Linked DNA regions of Homo sapiens: region 2 is linked to region 1. Evidence: chromatin loops called from intact Hi-C (ENCODE). Cell type or tissue: mammary epithelial cell. All regions are shown on one strand. Each heading gives the region's core, and the rest is flanking DNA. Links, peaks and the distances in the headings are about the cores only.

The links. A loop is a pair of places that touch in the nucleus more often than their neighbours do. Peaks named below come from ENCODE experiments on the same cell type or tissue, not always from the same donor. Only the 100,000 strongest peaks of a DNase experiment are listed, where the experiment ranks them.
Region 2: a loop joins it to region 1, with 28 times the contacts of the local background. A loop is called at or near these places in 1 of 110 quality-filtered maps.

Annotation. Positions count from the first base shown.
Region 1 is chr6:151,954,380-151,962,461 of GRCh38, reverse strand. The region is part of intron 4 of ESR1 (estrogen receptor 1); the gene reads right to left. Among named protein-coding and RNA genes, the nearest start is that of ESR1, 150 kb to the right of the region's middle. In mammary epithelial cell, for the core only: no CTCF peak of the experiment used is centred there; a DNase peak (open chromatin) is centred at 3,941; H3K27ac peaks cover 849 bases.
Region 2 is chr6:152,334,425-152,342,506 of GRCh38, reverse strand. SYNE1 (spectrin repeat containing nuclear envelope protein 1) reads left to right here. Exons shown (of 146, transcript NM_182961.4): 75 at 3,141-3,266; 76 at 5,490-5,666. Among named protein-coding and RNA genes, the nearest start is that of SYNE1-AS1, 42 kb to the left of the region's middle. RefSeq lists a silencer at 3,751-3,880. In mammary epithelial cell, for the core only: a CTCF peak has its summit at 3,775; no DNase peak of the experiment used is centred there.

The DNA.
Region 1 (8,082 bases), core at 1,368-6,367:
CCGGGATATGTGTAGATGGCTGAGGTCAACACCCAAGCAGGCAAGTGGGGGATGGCAGAGTGGAAAACCCATTTCAGGGTGCTCCCGTGGTCCTCTCAGGGAACAGGGGGCAGAACTATGATGGCTTAGGTAACCCACTTGGGTTTTAAGAAACCATAAAAATTATTCCATCTGAGCCTCCTAAAGGGCCTCAGGATAAGAATAAAGAGAAAGCAGGTCTCTGGCAGGACTCCAAACACACCTAGGTGCATGTTTCAATACATCCATGCAGAACCCAATCTCAGAGACTCCCTTGAAGCAGCAGAATGCCTAGAAGACGGCAGAAGCTCTTGATCCTAATTATAAGAGACAAGCAGCAAGCTAGTGGATCCTACTCCCTTTTCACTGTCCCCTAGCCACTCAACATCCACTCCCTCCTCACCTCCATTGTTTTCCACAGTCATTCATCAGCATCACTGCCTCACACACAGTTTCCACTTCCTGGTCCCTTTCTTGACTCATCATACTCATTTTCCAGAACTGCTGCCCTGTCAGATTCAACTCTCTGCCAGCCGCCCATGCTGACAATCCGACTGAAGAAGAGCCCACAACTACACCTCACAACCCAACACCGGGTGGGCTTGTAACGCAGCTCAGCAGCCATGCTATTTACTTTCCTTCCCCATTCCATTTACTTTCCCTCTCTCCTAAAAGACTGTGGCACAACTACTCTTGCCGCTTTGACCTCTCACACTGTCTGCCCCATGTTCACTCTCAGCTGATGAACTTGCTCCCAATTCCCTGAAGAACTGAAGCTGTCAAAAGAGAACATCCACAGAACCACATGTGCCCAAAGCAGCCCACTCTACCTTCCTGCCTGTCCTCCTCTGTGAGGACACTCCCTCCTCCAGTGCACAGGGTTCCACCTTCCTATCTATGTGATGGCATCCCAGTAGCCATTCCCCATCTCCCTCCTTTGAAAGAGCTGCTTATACTTGCTGCTTCTAATCCCTTCCCTCCCATTTTTTCATGAACTCATTCCAAGTATATCTCCACCCCCTCCCTCTATCACGGCTGCTCTTGACAAGATGGAAAATTATCAATTCTCACCCTACTTGACCCAATAGCAGCATTTGATACAGCTGATCACTTTTTCATCTTATACCATCTTCATTTGTCTTTCACGATGCCACAGTGAGATGGATTCCATTTCAATCTCCTTTGCGGGTTCCCTCTCTTCTTTCTGACTGTCCCAAGGCTCAATCTTTGGTCTCCTTCCCTTTCCTTTTTACACTCACTACTTTGCTAATCTCATTCATCATCTCTATGCTGAGGACCCATAACATCATATCAAGTCCAGCCTCTCTCCTAAACTCCAGATTTCTCCACTCAGATGGTCTAAAAACATCTCAAATTCAACATAGCCAACACTGAACTGATTTCCTCCTCAAAAACTTGTTCCACCTGTAGACTTCCCCATATCAGTTGTTGACTCAACTTTTATCATTGTTCAGGACAAAATAATCATCCATAACTGAATTCTTTCTCTCACATACTACGCCCAGCCCATCGGGAAAATCCTGTCAGCTCTACCTCAAGATATATTTGAAATGTGGTCACTCCTCACCATGTCTCCATTACCACCCTTGTCAGAGCCACCATCGGTCCTCATTTATCACCTAGATTGCTAGAGCCTGTCCTAGCTGCTCTCCCTGCCTCAATCTTTGGCCCCCTTTGGATGTCTTCTCAACCCAGTAGACAAAGAGAACACTTGTGACAAGTCAGATCATGCTCTCAAAGTCCTGCAATGAGTCCTCATTTCCTTCAGAATAAAAGCCAAAATCTTAGTGGCCACAGGACCTTACTTTCCTGATCACATTTTCTCTCACTCCTGCCTCACTCTGCTCTAGTCACATTGGTCTTCTTCCTGTTTCTAGAATATTCCAGAACTGCTCTTGCTGTCAGGACTCTGCACTTGGTGGGCCACTTGCCTGGAATGCTGCTCCCTCCACATGGCTAACTTTCTCACCTCCTCCTTCAGGTGTTGCTCAAAAGATCTCTCAATGAGGCTTACTCTAACTTGACCCTCACCCTGCCCTGGCACTGCTGTCTCCAGCTCTTGTTTTCTTTTGTCCACAGTTCCTGTCAACTTTCAAAAATAGATAATTAAGTTGTCCACCATGTTTGCTTTCTTTCTGTCTCCCCCACTAGAATGTTAAGCACCGGGGAGGCAGGGCTTGGTGTATCCCAAAAACCCAGAACACTGCTGGGCTCATAGCATGTCCAGTGAAAAGTGCCGAATGAACAAAGCAATCAATGAACCTGGAGCTGCCATTTCCAACCAGACTATGGGCACATTAAGGCAGTTTTTCTCTAAGTTTTTTTAAGTGTGGAGATTCCATTTGATCCATAAAATCTGAAGACCTACCCCTAACACCAGTATGTGTCAGGAACTGTTCTAGGAACAAAATGGATTAAAATTTCTGCCCTCATAGAACTTACATTCTATTGGCTCCATGGATTTATAAACACTTGAACACATAGTACATACATGTGTAAAACATATTATTTAATGTTTGGTGATCATATAGAGTAGTGAACATCTTACTTTAATGCATGTATTCTCAACAGGAGTAATTATTTTCTCTGACAGGACAAATGTTAGTTCTGGAGGTCAAGAAATCTTAAATATTACAGTGGCTTGTAGTCTTCCAAAGCTCAACCAACTTCAGTTTATTTTTGCTCTCACCAAATGCAATTTGATACAATTTTTCTAATTAAAAAAAAAAGAATTGAGACACCACAATAATGTGTCAGGCTTCCTGGGTGCATAGATCTCAGATTCACCACCCATGCTCCAGAAAGACCCCCAGCTTGGCTGTGGAACCTCTAAGGTTGCAGGACTACAACCTCCTCAAAAGCTGGTGGAGGTAGGAGCCTCCCACTGCACAGCGTTGGCACGGGGACTCTTCAGTGACATATAGGAATATAAAGATTGAGAAAAAGATGAGAGGGCAAGGGAGAGACAAGGAAAAAGGCTGTGTTTATCCTAAGAAACTTTTTTTAAAAGGAAAAAATAAAAGCTCATGAGAAAATAAGCATTTGACGTTGTTCATGGATAGAAAAAGATGTGTGCCGCACCAGTGATTCCTAACAATTAAGAACTTATGCTGTCACAAATGACTAAGTGATCTTTCACTAAGGTTGATTAATGACATAATTCAAACAAAGATGGAAGAGACAACCCAACCTCTACACCTGAGAAGGCAAGGGTTGAATAGGGGGCATTTCCTGCTAAATACTTAGTCTTGAGATGGCCAGTTCACACATCAGGGAGTGTTTACACTTGCACACTTAGGTGGAGAGTTCTGGAGCTCGTCAGAGATGCCCATCCTGGCTTCCCAAACCCTTCATCCCACTCTGTTCTCCTTGTTGATGGCAGCACCCTCTGCAGATGCATAGAACTCCTCTCCGTAAACACACACACGCACACACACACACACACACACGGAAACTTTTTCTCTTCCAATGGAAGCGGTAGAACTCCACTTCAAACTTATCATCTTTGAATCCCAAAGAGGGGCAAAAGAGAAGTGATGCAAAAACTTCAGGACATCAAAGCTGTTGGCTCGCAACCAGCACTGAGGCTGGGTTCTGAGGTACAGGGGAGTGATGCTTTCTGAAAACAACTATTCAATGTCTGTTCACCACTTGTACTCAAAACCACGTTGTTCTCTCACGTACAGATAATTTCCCTTCAATATAAGAACTGTTCTTAGAGGTAAATGAGTGTGTGCATTTTGATCTATAACACACATTTTTAGAAACATGTACACAGTACAATCTCATGTGCACAGAATCTCAACAGTCAAATCGTTTGAATGACCAGAATTTTTCACAAAGCCACAAGATAACAATGAACATTCATGATGACCAACTGCCACATCCTGCAATACTTTCTGAATTACATGATGAAGCAGCATTGTGCAATGGCCTTATGGGCACACAGGAACCACACTGCCCAGAGCTCCGCCACTCCTTAGTCAAGCTAGTTATCATCTCAATGCCTCTGTTTCTTTATCTGTAAAATGTCCACAAAAATAATCCCTAACTCATAGGGATGTTGTGAAGATAATAAACACTCAATAAATGGTAGAGATTTTTTTTCCCCAAAAGAGCCTTAGTGTGAATTTATTATTATTGTGTTCTAATTCCTTTTCAAAGTTATAATCTATCTATGGTATAAGTTGACACCACGTCAGAATATTCATTACAAGATATCTAATTCTAAAATTGTGAAGTTTATTATTGTAGCATGGACTGCTATTTGCCCACCAAATATCCATTCAACTCTTTTTATTAAAAGAACTCATTTATTCCAGGTACAATTGCACAGCTTAAAGACTGTATTTTCAGCGTTCCTTTTAGACAGATGTATCTGAAGTTCTGACCAGTAGATATAACAGGAAGCACAGAGTGTGATGGCTGAAGCTCCAGTAGCCCCATTAGGCCAGGAGTCGACCTTGAGAATGTAAGCCTGTCCCAGGATAAGGGAATCGAAGGTCAGATGAGCTTGGGTCCCTTTGACTGTGGAGTTGCCATACCACTGGTAAAATAAGTCTGGACTAATTTTATGTGAGAGAAAAAAATAAACTTTGTCTTGGTTATGCCAAGGCTTTATCTTGGGGTTTTCTGTAATATGTGGTTGATTCAAATCCTAAAACAGTCACATCTGAAATAGGATTTATTCTACAATAGATTCTATTTCTTACCTCTGTATTCTTGTACCTAATTCATTTAAGTATTTGCATGTATAACTACTTTAAGCTTGTAGGATAGCTTAAAGCACTTAAATGTAGCCCCAAATCACTAGTTAGTATTAACTCCGAAAACTGGCAGGGGTCAATACCTAGAATTTTTTTTTCTTAACTGTAACAACATGTAAAAACAAAACAATCAAATTTTAATTGTTTTTGGTTAGTGGTAATAAGATTGTTTGAAGAGAAAGGCATGAAAGCATGGAGGCAGATCACAAAATACAAGTGAAAAGAAATACACAAGCTGAATGTTTAAAATGCTTTTTAGAAACTGGTTTCTATCCTAGTTTTGCAAAATTCCAGGCTCTCTCATGATTTTTTTGTATAGTTATGTAATAGTCTTAAAAAATTAGGCTCAAATTAATTATATCCAAATCCTCGAAATCACCAACAATGATAATAGCGAATATTTTTGAACACTTACTAGGGGACTGGGTCGCCCAATGGCAAAAGTTGTGTCCTTCAACGGCTGTAATATACAGACATGTGGGTCGCACGTGGTGGTTCACACCTGTAATCCCAGCACTTTGGGAGGCCGAGGTGGGCGGATCACGAGGTCAGGAGATCGAGACCATCCTGGCTAACACAGTGAAAGCCCATCTCTACTAAAAAATACAAAAAATTAGCCGGGCGTGGTGGCGGGCACCTGTAGTCCCAGCTACTCGGGAGGCTGAGGCAGAAGAATGGCATGAACCCAGGAGGCGGAGCTTACAGTGAGCCGAGATCATGCCACTGCACTCCAGCCTGGGCAACAGAGTGAGACTCCATCTCAAAAAAAAAAATTTTATATATATATATATATTTATATATATATATATATATTTATTTATATTTATATATATTTTTATATATATTTATATTTACATATATATGTATGTATACAGACATGTATTTGTCACATGGAAGAGAGAGAAAGGAGAAGGGTTGTTTTTTTTGGAAAAGAAAGTCAAATAATGATAAAATGATACAACTCTTTAAACATGCACGATCACTTCTTTAGCCTATGCTAAGTTTCAGTAAAAGTGTCCTAGAATTCAAATTGTTTCCCTAATACTAAACTATTCTATGTTATTAACCTTTCTCTACCTCAGTGCTGTCATCCATAAGTTGGGCATACAATGGGGAAAATAAAAGCACTCAGCTGAGTTAACAGGGGTAAAATGCTTGGAACAGCACCTGGCACACAATTAGCTACTATCTGCAACAGATAAATTAGTAAACTCTGCTCCATTTCTGCTCCTTCATGTGTGAAATGGGCAGAGAGTAATAACAGTATTCATATTCCTCATGAAATAACTGGTACAGTAGAATGAACGTTCTGTGAAGGCAGAGATCTGGTCAATTTTGTTCTCTGGTGTGTTTTCACACACAGAACTAAAAGAACTAAAAACAGAACTACCATTCAACCAAGGAATCCCACTACTGGGTATATACTCAAAGGATTATATATCGTTCTACCATAAAGACACATGAACGCGTATGTTCATTACAGCACTATTCACAATAGTAAAGACATGGAATCAACCTAAATGTCCACCAATGGTAGACTGGATGAAGAAAATGTGGTACATATACACCATGGAATACACTGCAGCCATAAAAACAAAGAAAGAGATCATGTCCTTTTCAGGAACATGGATGGAATTGGAGACCATTATCCTTAGCAAACTGACACAGAAGCAGAAAACCTGATAATGCATATTCTCACTTATAAGTAGGAGCTAAATAATGAGAACACATGGACAAAAAGAGGGGAGCAACAGACACTGGGCCTACGTGAGGGAGGGTGAGAGGAGGAGAGGTTCGGAAAAAAAAATACTGTTGGGTACTATGCTTAGTACCTGGGTGACAAAATAATCTGTGTACCAAGCCCCGAGCCATGAGTTTACCTATATAACAAACTTGCACATGTACCCCTGAACCTAAAATAAAAGTTACTTTTTTTAAATAACAGTTCCTAGCACACAGGAGTTCATCAAATAACTGTTAAATGAAATGAAACTGTTTGTACTATTATTATCAGATGCTGTCAGAGCCGCAAGTATCACCTATTTCTATTTATTTATTCCACCTTACTTCATTGGCTTATTGATTTATCTTCTTGCAATGTGTTTATATTCTTATCTAAGAATCAAATCTAAAGTTTTAGATAAGAGAAATCCCCTATGAATTTAATATCATTTTTATCCTATTTTTGCTATGAAATGTCTGTTTCTTTTTTATATATGCTACGGAAAGTATTATAACTTTTCTTTATTTTGGTAAAATGTATATAACATAAAATTTACCATTTCAACCCTTTTTATGTATGCAGTTTAATGGTAGTAAGTACATTCACATTGTTGCACAACACCCTATCTAGCTCTAGAATATACCCTCTTTTTAAAAAATATTGCTTCTATGGTATGTTAAGTTTAGTTTATTAAGAGTAATCAAGGCAAAGCAAATCAGAAATTACTTAACTGGGCAATAATAACCATTTACCCATTTTGACAATCACTGTCATGCTAAAGATTCTGTCAAAGTGGTCTTGCTATTTGTTAGGCAAACAAATCTATTTAGGTAGATCTCTTTGATTTTATGAGATTGGGGCTATGTGTTTTGACATGTATATGTTAGATACTAATTGACTATTTGATTTTATTTACATACTTGTAAATCTTTTCAATTTGAAACCTCTCATAACCAGGTTCAGTGGACCCTCCCACTTCCACAGACCCAATGTAAAGGCGGCATTGGTCTGGATCACAGTTCAGAGAATTACAAGATCTACTTGGGAAGAGACAACATATTTTTCAGGTTATATCTCTGAATTGTAGACAGCAATAAAGAAAAAATAAATCTGATTGTATTCCATTGCTGCCTTATTGATGCAAAAAGAAAAACACTGACAGATAGAACTTGAATGCATGTTTTGGAAGATATTCTTCTATAGCTCAGGGCCTTGAATGAATTTTTATATTTAAACCATTCATCTACCTAGTTTGAAAATATGCATTTCAAATGCCATAAGCAAACATCTTGACCAGGTAAAAGGAATCAAATGTTATGATGTGCCATGTTATTCTATGAAGAGACACTTAACATCTCCAGAGACGGAACTGCCCACCGTTTTATTGGGGTTTGTATTTATGAAAGTCACATAATGAATACATGTAACACTACAAAGAGAAACTTTAATTCCCCCTAAAAAAGGGCACTTCCATCATTTTATTACATTTCCCCTTCATTTAGCAATCACACTTCTGCTTTTTCCTACTATTGTGTGAGGGGCTTTGCTAGATAC
Region 2 (8,082 bases), core at 1,105-6,104, 380 kb before region 1:
ATGGTTCACAAAAGTGTTCATATTTTACTTTATAAGAATAGAATCAGGACAAATGAAACATAGTTCTCCTTGAATCAAGAAAAATGAATTAAAGACTGCCTATATTCTACTTTTTTATTAGACTGTGAGTTTCCTTGACCCACAAGCCACCTTGTCTTGTGGCTGTTTGTTTCCAATGCACTTTATTCAGAACAATTCAGACCAACACTTAATCTTTCTCCTCTGTTACCAAAAAAGAAATAAAAGAGATAAAGGGAGAAGAAAGTATTAATGGCAGTGATGTTTTGCTAGAGCAGGAAGAGATTTCCTACACATACCAGAGTAAGCCGTGGTCACAGGAGGATACTGATCCTTCTTCCAGATTACGTGACTGTATGGTTCCTTGTTTCTGCCTCTTTCACATGTCTCTCAAAATGGTCTTTGGAAGTAGCCAGAGAAGGGAGTTCGAGGTGGTGGAGACACTTGGACTACAGTCACTCTGAGGAGGAAAGGTTTTTTATTTTGTTCCCTTTTTTTATTTTTTATTTTTTGTTGTTATTTCTTTTGTTTTAGTTTTTCCCTTGGCAAGTGCAATAAGTCCTCACTTAATTCCATCGGTAGGTCTTAGAAACTGAAACTGTAAGCAAAACCATGTACAGCAGGTCCTCAAATAATGTCATGTCCTTCAATATGCAGCTTTGTTATAGCATTGATGAGAACAAAAGTTGTTTCATTATACAACTTCCTGCTTAAAGAAGTCACGGTTTCCAAGAATCTGCTGACGACATTAAATGAGGACTTACTGTGTTCATGTAAAATTGACCAGGCCCTTAGTGGCTGGTGAGCTTGGATATGTGACTGGAGAATCCGCTTACAATGGGCATGGTACCAAGATGCAGTGTGTATCCCCAACACCACCCGTCTAGTAAACCCAATAAACCCTCAATACATATGTGAAGATAATACACTCCCCGCTGCCACAAGAAAATGGCACATGGATTCGATTCCGTTCAGAGTGCTATATGTTTTTAGAAGGCATAAAATGTGAACTTTAGGGAATGGGAAAAAGTACTATAAGATTTTTCTGTAAAGTTGATTTTAGCAAACATCGTTTGCAGCTGTGTGGTCACTAACACTCTATATGCTGCTTCCAGTGCTTTCGGAATCAGATCAACTATATAAATCATACCATCATTCCTTTCAATTAAATATGTTCATAAAATACAAATTCTGACAACTTATTCTCTTCTCATATCCAAAAGTTGTTTGAGACAAATAACTTTCTCTGGGTCATAGGTGCATGATGTGGTACTTGTGCACAGTGGCTGATGACTCACAATACCATAGTTCGCTTGTACATTCAATTGAAAAGGTGCTACTCCTGACTTAATGGGAAATTGATCTGTGTTTATTATATCCACAGGAACACAGCATGTCTAGGTAATCCACACAGTGCAGAGGAAAAATACTCAGATTGGAGTCACAAAATCAGGCACCATGATTGACTCTATGATTTGGGAAAATCCTGGAAGTCAACTTTATCCCTGCAACTTGTAGTCAATACTGCCTTCCTTATTTATCCCTATTTATGTAGTAATCAAGAACCACTTCTTACTACCTCAGCCACCACCCCCTGTCAGGCCATCTTCATGGTTCATCTGATCCCTGCAGTAGCCTAACACCTGGACACCATAGCTGCCTGCCACCCCTGTGGCAAGCCGTTCTCCACGTGATGTTCGGAGGGAGTCTTTGAAAGCCTGTTTCAGATCATGATGCTCCCGATATTTTCCCATCACACTTAAATTCCAACTTTCTTACCACGGCTTATGAACAGGCTGATTATAGAATTTGTTTTCTCAAATGGAACCTTCTTGATAAGACAGAGTCTGCTTTACATAATCCAATGGGACTAGCGCAGTGGTTCACAACTGGGGTGGAGGAGATGGTGACTTTGCTCCTACAAGGGACATTTGGCACTGTCTGAACACGTTGTTGGTTGTTACAACTGGGAGTGGTGGGGACACTGCTGGCATTAAGTGGGTAGACGCGAAGGATGCTGCTGACGTTCTAGCAAGCTATAAGTCAGCCCCACAACAAAGAATTATTTGGAGTCAACTGTCAATAGTTCTGAGTTGAGAAACTCTAGACTAGAGACAAAACCCAGCAAATTGGGATGTATGGTCAGCTCTCCTTGTAAGGGGCTCCATGACTTGCCCCCGCCCACCCTCCGACCTCTGCTCACACCTGATTCACTCTGCTCCAGCCTCAGGGCTTTGCATTTGCTGTCTCTCTACCCACCACATCCACCTGCCTGGAATGTTCTTACCTTATGCCATGCCATGCATTCAGGTCGTTTCCTCAGAGGGGCCTGGGAGATACACTGTCCCTGAAGTGGCAGTCCTTCTTCCTCATACGCTATCTGCTTAGCACCTTGATTTTCCCACATGATATTTAAAACTACTAAACATCCCAGTGCAAGTTTGTTTATTTATATATTATTTATCTCCTTCCTAAGAATGTCAACTCCCTGGGAGCAAGGGTTTTGCTTTATGGGCTGCTCTATGCCCAGTATCTAAAATGGAGCCTGAGTAGAATCTGCGCATCTGCAAAGAAACACATTTCTTTGTTTCTATAAATAGATTAAAGATCCACCTGGAGAAGCCTTTCTTGGGCTTGTGGAAAGAGAATAATACAAGATGAATCTCCTGCAAAGTAAAGAAGCCCAGACATCTGTGTTTTAACCTCACTCCAATGAAACCTACCAACTCACGGACCTTTGCCTTCTGTCTCTAAGATATGCAAAAGCATGTTAAGAGGCAGGACAGCGTAGGCTACAAATTCTTTCTCTGGAATGGAAAATAAGCTGGCATGTGAGCAAATAATCTGGAAAGATTATAGAAGTTTCTTGCGTTTTCCCCTTTCCCAGACCATACAGAATACTTTACTTACAAGGAGAAGCAAATGGTGGACAAATAAATCCCCATTGGTGATTTAAATTTTTTCCTGTGAGTCACTAATATATGTCACTTGAACACAATGGTGAAAACACTGAGCATAGCAAGACTATTTTTGAAATGTCAACAGAATATTCCAAATGATACAAGTATTTGCTATCTAAATAGCTGATGCATCTCTTTCACTCTGATAACTGCCTTTTCCAGGTCAAACACTTCAGAGCTTTGCAAGAGCAGGCAAGGACCTACCTAGATCTCCTTTGCTCCATGTGTGACCTGTCAAATGCTTCGGTGAAAACCACAGCAAAAGACATTCAACAAACAGAGCAAACGGTAAGAAAATGAAAAATCACATTGAATTTGTTTGTTTTATTATATTCTCTTGCTTGAATGTTTCATGTGAGATTGAAAGAAAATAGCTCTTGGCTTGTTCTTGCTGTATGTAATGGTTCTACAGCCATTATAATAAATAGATATTTGAATTTCAGCTAACTCATAGAAAATTAAGCACATCCTGACATTGATGACATCAGATTGGGACTGAATCACTTAGTCCCATTCATTCGCTGCCCATTAGAACCTTTCTTTTTTCTCCTCCTTAATGACCATTCTCTCAATTTTCCTATCTTGCCACACCTTTTTTTGTTCTTTTCTCCTTTTCCACCTTTTTCTTTAGGCAATACTTAATATGAAAGGGGCTCTTGACCCTTTCTTTATTATATCAAGGATGTCAAAGAGCATGCCATCTGTCACAATCCTTCTAGTTCATTGGTAAAGTGTGGTGTTCAGAAGGATTTTGAAACTGTCTGGGCTATGATGAGCTAGCAGTACCGGCCCACACAGACAGATGGCAGCACTGGAGGCGTATTTTCCCGGCTGCTGCCACTGCAGCCTTAAACTCTTCCATGAAACACATTTGGGTTTGTTTGCTCGTTTGTTTGTTTGTTTGTTTCTTTATTTTGAGACACTCTGCCAACCAGTCTGGAGTGCAGTGGCGTTATCATCACTGACTGAAGCCTCAACCTCCTGGGCTCAGGTGATCCTCCCACCTCCGCCTCCCAATAGCTGGGACTATAGGCACACACCATCACACCCAGCTAATTTTTATACTTTTTGTAGAGACAGGGCTTCGCTGTGTTTCCCAGGCTGGTCTCGAACTCCTGGGCTCAAGCAATCCTCCCTCCTTGGCCTACCAAAGTGCTGGGATTACAGGCATGAGCCACCACGCCTGGCCCACACTTGAGTTTAAAAGAAAAATAAGACTTAGTTTTGGTATTTAATTTATTAAATATTCACAGAACAGTAAAATGATTCACAGGAAAAAAATGTCAAAATAATAAGGTTTTTCTCTTTAATATTATCAAATCTGTTTTTAAATCCTTACAAAAGACGATGTAACCCATTTATTTTATTTTATTTTATTTTGGAGAAAGAGTCTCACTCTGTTTCCCAGGCCGGAGCACAGTGGCGCAATTTTGGCTCACTGCAACCTCCGCCTCCCACATTCAAGCAATTCTTGTGCCTCAACCTCCCGAGTAGCTGGGACTACAGGCACACACCACCATGCCTGGCTACTTTTTGGTATTTTAGTAGAGAAAGGGTTTCACTGTGTTGCCCAGGTGGGTCTCGAATTCCTGAGCTCAGGCAATCCACCTGACTTGGCCTCCCAAAGTGCTAGGATTACAGACACGAGCCACCATTCCCAGCCAATGTAACCCATTTATTTTTACAGAAATGATTTATTGAAACAAATTACACAGCTTCAAAAACCAGTGAAGCAGATCAAAGACATATCCAAAACATTAATAATTCAGCATGTTGTAAGACAGATGAACAAATGTGCAACAGAGAATAACAGAAGTCTTTTCTAGTTAACCTTAACACCAAATTCATGAGTCATACAGATGAATCTACTGAAATGCCCAATGGGAAAAACCATCAGAGCAGCTTTAGACCTAATACATTGATAAAACTTATTAGAGTTTCGCTGGGCGCAGTGGCTCACTCCTGTAATCCCAGCACTTTGGGAGGCCAAGGCGGGCGTATTATCTGAGGTTGGGAGTTCGAGACCAGCCTGACCAACGTAGAGAAACCCTGTCTCTACTAAAAATACAAAATTAGTTGGGTGTGACGGCGCAAGCCTGTAATCCCAGCTACTCAGGAGGCTGAGGCAGGAGAATCACTTGAACCCGGGAGGCAGAGATTGCTGTGAGCCGAGATCGTGCCATTGCACTCCAGCCTGGGCAACAAGAGCGAAACTCTGTCTCAAAAAAAAAAAAAAATTATTAGAGTTTCACAACACTGATTAAAACCATATAGCATAACTTGTAGACATTTAAAGTCTTTAGGAACCCTACATTTTTTTAAAAAAAATCTGCTTTTCCTGAAGCAAATAAAGAAGTACTTTTTAAATTTATGTATTTGTGTGTGTGAGTTTGCGTGTGTATGTGTGTGTCAAATGAGTGCACAGGCCAGCTGGAAAGTTCCATCTCTGATTCATTAACCATAAATGTTTCCATGTATGGTTGCTAACTTTTATCTCTGTGTTTTCTCAAGATTGAACAAAAGCTTGTCCAGGCCCAGAACTTAACTCAGGGCTGGGAAGAGATCAAGCACCTGAAGTCTGAGCTCTGGATTTACCTGCAAGATGCTGATCAGCAACTGCAGAACATGAAGAGGAGGCACTCTGAGCTGGAGCTGAACATTGCACAGAACATGGTTTCACAAGTTAAGGTGGGAATTAATTTGCCCCCAAGGGAGATAAAAGAGGCCAACAGAGTAGAAAACCTGAAATGTGTTCAGTGTATTCACTTCAATATGCCTGAGTGTCTGTCAATCCTTAGACATTAATACAACTCTTTAAGGCAGAGGTCCCCAAGCCCCAGGTTATGGACAAGCACAAGTCCATGTCCTGTTAGGAACCTGGCCGCACAGTGGGAGGCGAGCAAGCATTAATGCCTGAACTCCACCTCCTGTCAGATCAGAGGCCACATCAGATTCTCATAGGAGTGCAAACCCTACTGTGAACTGCGCATGCAAGGGATCTAGGTTGCATGCTCCTTATGATAATCTAACTAATATCTGATGATTTGAGGTGGAACAGCTTCATCCTGAAACCATCCCCCTCCAGCCCCATTCACGGAAAAATTGTTTTCCACAAAACCCATCCCAGGTGCCAAAAAGTTTGGGGACCGCTGCTTTAAGGAATAGCAAATCTGAACAAACATCATTTGGTGCCAGGGAAAACAGATTATAAAGTAGACATTCAAATATATTACTGAAGCTTCAGATGGCCACTTTCATCAGAAGACATTCATACTCTACATTATTCCTGAGAAAAGCAGGTGTGATTTAGTCTACAGAGTAGACTGCTTAGTCAGAAAACTCTGTGACTAAGCAAACATGGAACATTATTCTTTTTTTAGATTTTCATCACCATATTATGCTAAAACTGTAGGACTGTAAGCTTATCAATTCATTAGTTATATATTTGAGCTATATGTAATTAATTTAAAGTATAATATAAATGCAGTTTGTATTACATATTTATATATAATTTAAATAATTTAAAATATATAGGAAATTGTGGCCGGGTGTGGTGGCTCATGCCTGTAATCCCAGCACTTTGGGAAGCTGAGGTGGGCAGATCACTTGAGGCCAGGAGTTTGAGACCAGGCTGGCCAACATGGTGAGACCACATCTCTATTAAAAATACAAAAATTAGCCTTGCGTGGCACATGCCTATAATCTCAGCTACTTGGGAGGCTGAGGCACGAGAATCATTTGAACTTGGGAGGCGGAGGTTGCAGTGAGCCATGATCATGCCACTGCACTCCAGCCTGGGCCACAGAGTGAGACTCTGTCTCAAAAAAAAGGGAAAAAAGAAAATTATAAGTGTATTAACTTAATTGGAAGTTGGGTCAGATTTTAAATAAACTTAAAGATGTTTTTTCTCTGTGATTATGAGTCAATAATAATATATTGTCTACTGGAGTGCTGTTTGCAAGTACAGAGAAAAAAGAGAATAGGGATCGGGATAATAAGATTTATTTTTTCTCAGAAGCATGAACTCTTTTTTAAAAAAATTTGTGAACCATCCTAGAAATTTAATTTTTTAAAATGTATTTTATAAGAAAAGTTTTGTTTATTATAAAAGGCTTAGAAAATACAGAAATGTCTTAATAAGCAAATTTAAATCACAATCACTTATGATACTACCATTCAGAGATAATAAACAATGCCAATATTTTGCTGTATTTGTTTTAGATATACACATAATAAAAACATTCAAGATGATACTCTTGTTAACATTTTAATTGTGATTGAACCTAGCTTTAAGGACAAAATTTCATATATCAGTCAGGGGATTTAAGAGGTGTTTTTTGGGTAGTGGGAGTAAATGGCAATGGGAGTGAGCAGTGGGGAAGTATGGAAGTCCATGAACCAACCCCTTGGAGGAAACACTATCCAAAGAAATGATCCTCTGGCCACATATTGGGCTGGCAGAGATGGTATCTTAGAGGTTTCTTTTTGCTGTGTATGCAGGGAGTAGATGAATCTAAACCATTGCCTTTCCACTTTGCGAATGTACTCCAGCCTTCCCCAACTCTGTACATAACACCACTGCCCACCTGGTGACCCAAGCTACTTTGCCTTGTCTCTGACATTTGGAAGGTTTCCGTCAGAGGCGTTCAAACCAGAGCGACTCCATCTTGAATAGGGGCTGGGTAAAATGAGGCTGAGACCTGCTGGGCTGCATTCCCAGAAAGTTAGGCATTCTTAGTCACAGGATATTTAGTTAAGGGAACAGGTTAATAATGTTTACTGAACAGATCCAGAACTTGACAGATCCAGGACTTAGCAGACCTAGGAAATGTCCTAATGTCCTGATGTCTTGAGAATAAAAGCACCCTTAGTTTAAGAATAAATTTTGAAAAACATGAACTCCTTAAAAATTCTTAGAAAACAAAGGCCGCACTTCAAGGTAAGATAATGACTTTTTTCATTAATGACTGTAATGTTTCACATGTATTAGTTTTTCTTTATGCCTCTTGGAATAGTACAATAAAAGAATATACCACAGCTACCCTGAATCTTGCACACGTGGGAATTAACGTTCATAAAGAGGTATGGTGATTTTTAGATTTTC